Regions from separate parts of the Homo sapiens genome. Here region 1 is linked to region 2. A link is an interaction called in ENCODE POLR2A ChIA-PET data of the cell type or tissue named here. Cell type or tissue: K562. All regions are shown on one strand. Links, peaks and the distances in the headings refer to the core of each region. The heading gives the core; the rest is flanking DNA.

What was found. ChIA-PET counts read pairs that join two places held together with the same protein. Peaks named below come from ENCODE experiments on the same cell type or tissue, not always from the same donor. Only the 100,000 strongest peaks of a DNase experiment are listed, where the experiment ranks them.
Region 1: POLR2A ChIA-PET joins it to region 2 with 6 read pairs; 2 of 35 experiments call an interaction of 5 or more read pairs at or near these places.

The regions. Positions count from the first base shown.
Region 1 is chr2:232,171,014-232,175,411 of GRCh38, forward strand. All of the region lies in intron 9 of DIS3L2 (DIS3 like 3'-5' exoribonuclease 2), which reads left to right. MIR562 (microRNA 562) reads left to right here and starts at 1,640; the gene lies at 1,640-1,734. In K562, for the core only: no CTCF peak of the experiment used is centred there; no DNase peak of the experiment used is centred there.
Region 2 is chr2:231,915,215-231,919,612 of GRCh38, forward strand. No RefSeq gene overlaps it. Among named protein-coding and RNA genes, the nearest start is that of NPPC, 9.0 kb to the right of the region's middle. In K562, for the core only: no CTCF peak of the experiment used is centred there; a DNase peak (open chromatin) is centred at 2,477; H3K27me3 peaks cover 1,029 bases.

The DNA of each region.
Region 1 (4,398 bases), core at 164-4,163, 260 kb after region 2:
TAGAAGAAGGTTCCCCTGGTAAGACAGTGTGGTAGCATTGAAGGAGCGCTGGAAGTTAGTCCTAGTTCTCCCCAGGGCCTAGCTAGGTGATTTTAGGCAAACCAGTTAAATCTGGGGAAGTGGAGAGCCGTGAGCAATTTTATCTTTTGTGAAATGGATTTTTGACCAGATTAGGATTTTTCAAAACATGTTACTAGGTCATGAATAGGTGTCATGCAGAAAAAGGATCTGTGGGCAAGTATTTTTGGAAAACAGTGTGTTAATAGATTTCTTAGAGTTTCTTCTCATGGATTATCTTGTGGAACTAGTATTCCTTAGAATACATTTTGCAACTTTCTGAACTAGGTATTTCAAACCCCTCTAGCTCTAACAGAGCATGACTCTGTATTTGAAATGTCTTTTCTGAGTTATTTAGAGCTGTCTCATTCTTGGATTTGAAAGAAAATGGTATCCCATCAGTGATTGTCTGCCGCATTTATCTGACAAATAACTATCAACTGTGCCCCACCATGGACCACCCAGGAAAGATAATTACGCAGGAAATTCAAGGGTTGTGCTTTAAATCTCAGTTCTTCGATGGCCAAGGGAACCCCTTCTTCCCTTAGCTGGAGGGAAGCAAGATTAAATTGTTTGGCATCAAATGGGGAAGCTGTCATTGTCATTTGAAACTCCTGGCAGTAGTATTCCTTTCATGTAAATCCCAACTCACTGTGAAATTACAAGAAATGCATAGATAGTAACCAGGATGAATGGGCCCTAAAGTAGATACACAACTGGACCTTCTTAATTGTAAGTATTTAGTACTTCATCAGCCCATAAAATTCATGTTGATAAATAGCACCACTCTCAGAAAAGACAAATACTCAAAGATCAATAGATTTTTGTCTGAACCAGGAGGAAAAATGCCTACTGGCAAAAGACAATATTTGAATTTATTCCCTAGAAATATTTTTATAGCACTGTAGAAATATGAGTGCATGGGAAAGATAATTTCTACATCTTCTAAATAAAATCTGTTTGGAAATTATACTATAATGATATTTAAAAATTTCATTTTGTGGTATAGATGGTCTAAGATTTGGAATAAACTGGAGTATAGAGATAACTAAATGTCAGGGTGGCAAAGTCTGTTTTTTATATTGAGATATTCAAATACCACAAAATTAATCATTTTAAATTCAGTGGTTTCTCGTATATTGGTAGATTTGTTGAACCATCACCACTATCTAATTCCAGAACATTTTTGTCACCCCAAAAATCAATTCCATTAGCAGTCACTCCTCATTCCCTCTCCCCCCAGCTTCTCACAACTACTCATCAGTTTTCAGTCTCTGTGGATTTCCCTGTTCTGAACATTTCATATAAATGGAGTCATACAGCAAGTTGCCTTTGGTAGCTGACGTGGTTTACTTGACATAATGTTTTCAAGGTTCATCCATGTTGTTAAATATATCAGAACGTAATTCCATTTTATAGCTGAATAATATTCTGTTGTATGGATATTTCACATTTTGTTTATTCATTAGTTGATGGACATTTGGGTTGATTCCCCAGCTTGACTATTATGAATAATGCTGCTATGAATATTTGTGTACAGGTTTTGGTGTGGACATTCAGTTATTTTGGGTATACACCTAGGAGTGAAATTGCTAGGTCATATGGTCAGTCTACTTTTAGAGTAATTGTGAAACTGTTTTTCAAAGTAGCTGTACCATTTGCACTCCCTGTGGCAATGTATGAGGGTCTCAGTTGCTCCATATCCTAACACTTGTTATCTGTATTTGTGATTATAGCCATCATTGTAGGTGTGGGGTAGTATCTCATTGTGGTTTTGATTTGCATTTCTGTCATGACTAATGAGACTGAATGTATTTTGATGTGCTTATTGGTCATTTGTATATTTTCTTTGAAGAAAAATCTACTCAGATAGTATCTATTCAGATCCTTTGCCATTTTTAAAATGGATTGCCTTTCTATTGTTGAGCTATAAGTGTAGTTTCTGTATTCCAAACACTGGTCATTTATCAGATATATGATTTGCAGATATTTTCTCCTACTTGTGGGCTGGCTATCTTGCACTTTCTTGATGGTGTTCTTAGAAGCACAAAGTTTCAAAATTTGATGAAGACCCGTTTAGTCTGTTTTTTCTTTGGTTGCTTGTGTTTTTGGTGTCATATCTATAAAAACCATTGGCGAAGATCACAAAGAGTTAGACATATGTTTTCTTTTTGTTTGTTTGTTTTGAGATGGCGTCTCTGTTATCCAGGCTGGAGTGCAGTAGTGCGAGCTCAGCTGCAACCTCTGCCTCCCTGGTTCAAGCGATTCTCCTGCCTCAGCCTCCCAAGTAGCTGGGAGTGCAGGCACCCATCACCACACCCTGCCAATTTTTTTGTGTTTTTATAGAGATGGGGTTTTGCTATGCTGGGCAGGCTGGTCTCCAACTCCTGACCTCAAGTGATCCACCAGCCTCAGCCTCCCAAAGTGCTGGGATCATAGGCATGAGCCACCGTGCCTGGCCAACATAAGTTTTCTTCTATGAACTTTATACTGTTAGTTGTTATATTTATGATCCATTTTTAGTTAATCTTTGTAAATGGTGTGAGGTATGGGTCAAACTTCATTTTTTTGCTTGTGGATAACCAGTTGTTTCAGCACCATAAGAAAAACTTGTTGACAAGATGATTCTTTCTTCATGAAATTGTCTTGGCATTTCTTGTCAAAAATTATTTGACCATAAATGTATTGGTTTATTTCTGGACTCTCAATTCTGTTCCATTGATCTGTATATTTGTCTTTATGCCAGTACCACACTGTCTAAATTATTGTAACTTTGTAGTAAGTTTTGAAATTGAGAAGTGTGATTCTTCCAACTTTGCTTTTTTTTCTTTCAGATTTTTCTACTATTCTGGGTTCTTTGCATTGCCATATATATTTTAGGATCAGCTTGTCAATTTCAGGAGGCACTCAGGATTTTCATAAGAATTGCTCTGAGTCTGTAGATCAGTTTGGGGAGCATTTCCATCTTAACACTGTTAAGTCTTCCAACCTATGAACATGGGATGTCTGTCCATTAATTAGGTCTTTAATTTCTTTCAATGATGTTTTGTAGTTTTCAGTATACAAGGCTTCTTTGTTAAATTTAATCCTACATATTTATTCTTTTTGATGCTGTTGTAAATGAAATTGTTTTCTTAATTTCATTTCCAAATTATTTATTGCTAATGTTTAGAAATACATTTTATATTTATATATATATCTGGTATCCTGCAACCTTACAAAAATCATTTGTTGGCCGGGCATGGTGGCTCATGCCTGTAATCTCAGCACTTTGGGAGGCCAAGGCTGGTGGATCACTTGAGATCAGGAGTTTGAGACCAGCCTGGGTAACATAGTGAAACCCCGTCTCTATTAAAAATACAAAAATTAGCCAGGCTTGGTGGCAGGTGCCTGTAATCCCAGCTACTCAGGAGGCTGAGGCAGGAGAATCGCTTGAACCTGGGAGGTGGAGGCAGCAGTGAGCAGAGATCACGCCACTGCACTCCAGCCAGGGTAACAGAGTGAGACTCCACCTCAAAAAAAAAAAAAAAAAAAAAAAATTGTTAGCTCTGTTTTTCGTGGATACCATGGAATTTCCTGTATTTAGAAGTTCATGTCATCTGCAAATAGGGAAGTTTTACCTCTTCCTTTCTAATTTAGATGCCTTTTATTTCCTTTTGTTATCCAGTTACTCAAGCTAGGACCTTCTGTACAGTGTTGAATAGAATTAATGGAAGTGTGCCTCTCTTGTCCTGATCTTGAGGAAGGAAAGCATTCAGTCATTCAGTTTTTTTTTTGTTTTTTTGTTTTGAGACAGCGTCTTGCTCTGTTGCCAGGCTGGAGTGCAGTGGTACAGTCACAACTCACAATTCCAGGCTCAAGTGATCCTCCCAGCTCAGCCTCTTACGTAGCTGGGACAACAGGGCGTGCCACCAAACCCAGCTAATTTTTGTATTTTTTGTGGAGATAGGGTTTTGCTGTGTTGCCCGGGCTGCTCTTGAACTCTTAGGCTCAAGTGATCTGCCCGCCCCGGCCTCCCAAAGTGCTGGGATTACAGATATGAGCTAAGCACTCAGCCCAGTCTTTCAATATTAATTGTAATGTAAGCTTTGGGGGTTTTGTAGATGCTCTCTATCAGCTGAAAGCTTTTCCTTCTAGTCCTGATTTATTGAGTGGTTTTCTCATGGAAGAGTGTTGGATTTTGTCAAATGGTTTTTCTGTCTGTTGAGATAATCCTGTGATTTTTGTTCTTTATTAATCTGTTTCATTGATTGACTATCATATGTTGAGCCATCACATTCCTGGGATAAATTTCACCCTTGTCATGGTGTATAATGATTTTTACATTGCTAGATTTGGTTT
Region 2 (4,398 bases), core at 183-4,182:
AGAAAACAAGTAAAATGGAACAAAAAATGTAAAAGAACCTTAAAAACAGAAAGTCAAAATCAAGATGAAGACATTGGTCCAAGCATAAGCAATAGTGTGAACAACTTAGGCCTCCTTAATAAAAAGCAAAATTTTTCAAATTACATATATTTTAACCTAATATATTATAAATACACCTAAATTTTAAAAAACCCACACACAAGAAGGGAAAGGATCAAAGCTTGGGAAAAGATATCAAGCACCAATAAAAATAAAATAGGGCTGATAATGTTCACATCAGACAAAACAGAATTTACTGGGAAGTACTTGGCATAAAATGAAGGAACTCTAAGTGCAGGCTACGTGGGTGCAGGCATGACTCCTGTTTGCTGAAATCTAGGTCTCTTCCAGGCATGAGCAAGAAACAAACCTTTGGCATTTTAAGCCACTGAGCTTTGGGGATGGCTTGTTAGCACAGCATAACCCCCCATCTCCTAATAGATATGTTAATACTGAACCTTCTGTACTGAATAACAACCATATAACTATGAATGTGAGGATAAATGGGAAAAAAGTCACAGTGCATTTTCCAACATCATTATCAGTCTTCAGTGAATCAAAAACAGGGTCAGAAGATTGGGCCATGGTAATATAAAAGGTAAAATGGATTAAATATTTACGGAATTTTGAACTGTGTTAGTAGGTCTTTATATTTTCAAACTATCTGTGTGCTAGTTACAAAATTGATTAAAACATAGGAATTAATAATAAAGCAGAAAGTATACAATCACTGAACCAACCTCAGTAGTACTAAAGTTAATAATACGAATTAAACAAAAATTAAACTCCACTTGTTATGGAAAAAAAATAGGTCAATAGACTATTTAGAAGCTAAGAACAGTGAAATTGCCACATATCAAAACTTTGGGATATCGATACAGTCATACTCTGGAATGTGTTCAGTTAAGCATTGAGAAAAGGTTCAGAAAATTAAAACCAATATAAATAAAATTATGAAGTAATATACATGCAAAAATAAACAGAAAATAACAAAATAAAACAAAAGCATATTCTGATAGCTGAAATAATTAAAAAGTTAATGAAATGGTTGAACTTCCCATCCTCACAAATTGGAATGTAATTTATTAAACAGTTTCTGGCTCCAAAGCTGGTTTTTTTTTTTGTTTTTCGTTTTTTGTTTTTTTTGAGACAGAGCCTCGTTCTGTTGCCCAGGCTGGAGTGCAGTGGCACGATCGTGGCTCACTGCAGCCTCAGGTTCCCGGGTTCAAACAATTCTCCTGCCTCAGCCTCCCGAGTAGCTGTGCCACCCAGCTAATTTTTGTATTTTTAGTAGAGATGGGTTTTCGCCATGTTGGCCAGGCTGATCTCGAACTCCTGACCTCAAGTGATCCACCTGCCTTGGCCTCCCAGAGTGCTGGCATTACAGGCGTGAGCCACTGCGCCTGGCCTCAAAGCTGTTTTTGGAGGGGGGCTCCATGCAGGGAGGCATCGATGTGGACCCAAACTCACAACACTCCAGAGTGAGACCGACAGACACTGCCAAGTCAGGAAGAGGAGGAACTGAGACTAGAAGGAGCCGTAGAGGAACAGCTGACCCTGCCTTGGCTTTTGGTTCATGGACCAAATGCCTCAATGAGGAATGAGTAAAAGCATTCACTTCTCCGTTCTCGGGGTCTCCACTCAGAGTCCCAGGACTGGTGGGCTGCCAGCCATTCCTCTCATGCTTCCTGAGATGGGCAGGCTCTTTTCCTGCCATCTGATATTCTGCCATTTTCCCAACATCTTTCTCCAACTAAGCACACAGATTGCAAATCACAAAAATGGCCAGGTGAGATGGGGTGCTCACGCATGCCTTCAGGATACACAGAGAACAGATCTCTGAAATATATCTGCAAAAGGATCTAGAAGAAAGTCTCAGTAAACTGCTACATTCGATGTTGGATGCGGGAGGACGTGGACTCTGTGAATCAGGAGCTAAAATGAAAAGGCAACAGTGAGATCAAAAGGGAACCAGATAAGACAAAAGGGGAAAAGGATCAGATACAGAAAACTTACAAAGAGATAGAAAATGTGGTGGAAGATTGAATCAGAGGTGTGAAAAACAAACTGAAATTCTCGAACAGGACAGAGTAGACCGTGGGGATGCTGGGGGTGAGGCAGGCTGCTCTAGGGCTGGTTTGCCCTGGAGAGGAACTGACTGGAGCTTGCCAGGAAACATTTCTGCTTCTGTCCCTTCACTGGACAACAAATGGCATCTGTCCAGGGCCTGGACCAGGATCGGATAGAGAACATCAGACACTCTGCCATCAGGGAGGGGACATTGTCAACTGGCATTCTCTGGGGCAGGGAGGGAGGACCAGTGATCCACAAGGCAAGCCCATTACAGCTATAAATGTGAGGTCACTCCCAGGATCAGACCTGCTAGTCACGCTGCGCTCATACTTCTGATGTGGTCACTTTTGTCTTCTGCAACCAAGATAAGAAATTGCCTCTAGAGAGGTGGTATCCACCCCTGCCCTGCTGCCTGGCCTTATCCCTGTGAGAGGGAGTTGCTGGCTGACACTTCAACCAAGGCGCTCCTGTGCTGGTGGGTCACAGCCTGCCCTGGCCCCTCCCGCTTGCTGCTTGGGTTCTAGCCAATTGGACACACCAGCAGGAGGCTGGAAGGGAGGGGAGAAAGAAGCCGAGATCGTTCTCATTCCACATCCCTGCAGGAGCTCCTGCCCCATGGCACAGCTTCTGCCCCATGGCACAGCTCCTGCTAGATGACACCCCACCCAGCTCAGCTCTGAAGACAGCTCCCTCCCTTCGGCCCCAGGGAAGAAACTGGCTTCCCACTGGGCACCTCTCTCTCAGCTGCCCCGACTCTGGAAATTGTCGCTTTCTTAAAGCTCTTCATGTGAACCATTGGAGTCAAATCTGGGTTTTTTTTTTTTTTTTTTTTTTTTGAGGCAAGGTTTCACTGCCACTCAGGCTGGAGTGCAGTAGTGCAATCTGGGCTCAGGTGATCTTCCCACCTCAGCCTCCCAAGTAGCTGGGACTACAGGTGGGCACCACCCTGTCCAACTAATTTTTGTATTTTTTGTAGAGATGGGGTTTTGCCCTGTCGCCCAGGCTGGTCTTGAACTCCTGGCCTCAAGCGATCCGCCTACCTCGGCCTTCCAACATGCTGGGATTACAGGCATGAACCACCATGCCAGGCCTCAAATCCCATTTCTGATGGGCCCCCCACTGATGCTTCTTCCCCACTTACCCCTCACAACTGAGGGTTGGGGCTACTCAGCCTCCCCCTACCACTCTCCTGACTAGGCTAAGGGCTCTTCCTAAGGCACCAACAGGGTCTGGATATTGAGGCTTCTCTGATCACCCCCAGGGCGCCCAACCCGTGCAGAGCCCTATCTCCCACCACCCTTGCAGGTCATGACTGTCAGGGGAGGCCCTCTTGCTTGTTTGGTGGGGAAGGCAGGCTCCCAGACCACTTGCTGTAGGCCTGGCGATACCGCCCCACCTCGCCAGGGCACACACCGCCTCCATGGCAGGTGCACCACCTCTGCCCCACGGGCGCTGCCTCTCAACGTGATGTCCTCAGATGGGCTTGACAGACTGGGCCTTTCCTCCAGGCGTGTGTGGGGGCCCAAGGTAGGCTTCCTGGGCCTAGTGCTGCTGGGCCAGGGTTCCCACATGTCAACAGCTGCGGCACCAGGGACCAGGCATGCCCAGCGACTCCTCCCTGTGGGCCCCCTGCCTCCCCCAATGGCTGTGCTGCTGGAAAGGGAACGAGGCCCTCCAGCCCCCGAAACTCTCTTTGCCTCTGCTGTGCTCTGGCCTGTCCAGCCCCGTGGCGTTTCCCAGGGACTCTTCTACAATTGATCTTAGCTAAAAGGCCAAGAGATGATCAAGATATGTCTTCCCGCACTGCAGAGATGCCCGTTTTGAGAGGACCGGGACTCCAGCGAGCCCCACCTGGGCGCTGTTTCTCCAAGCTGGCCCTGGCAGTTGTCACCTCAGATGGGAGAGAAGCCACAGGTGCTCCAGGCAGCTTGGAGATTAGAGGCTCCCTGAGAGGAAGGAGGCCAGGACAGAGGCCCAAGGCTGGAAGCTCTCAGATAACAGCACCTGGGCCATCTCTGGAGGTGTCAAAACACTTCCTGTTAGTTATTGAATATTTGTCACTCCTTCTGGGCTTTCCTGCGGAAATCCCTGGCTGGGACAACATATTCCAGTCGCTGCTGAGGAAGCAGTTGCAGGACTTCAGGTCTGGATGTAAAAGGGGAGGACTGGCTGTATGGCTGTATCCTAAAGCAACAGGCGGAGGGGCTGGCCTTGACAGCGGAGGGCTGTGCTTTTTGTTTGCAGGCAAATACGCAGGACAAGAGCACTTAGGAGGACAGCATGTGT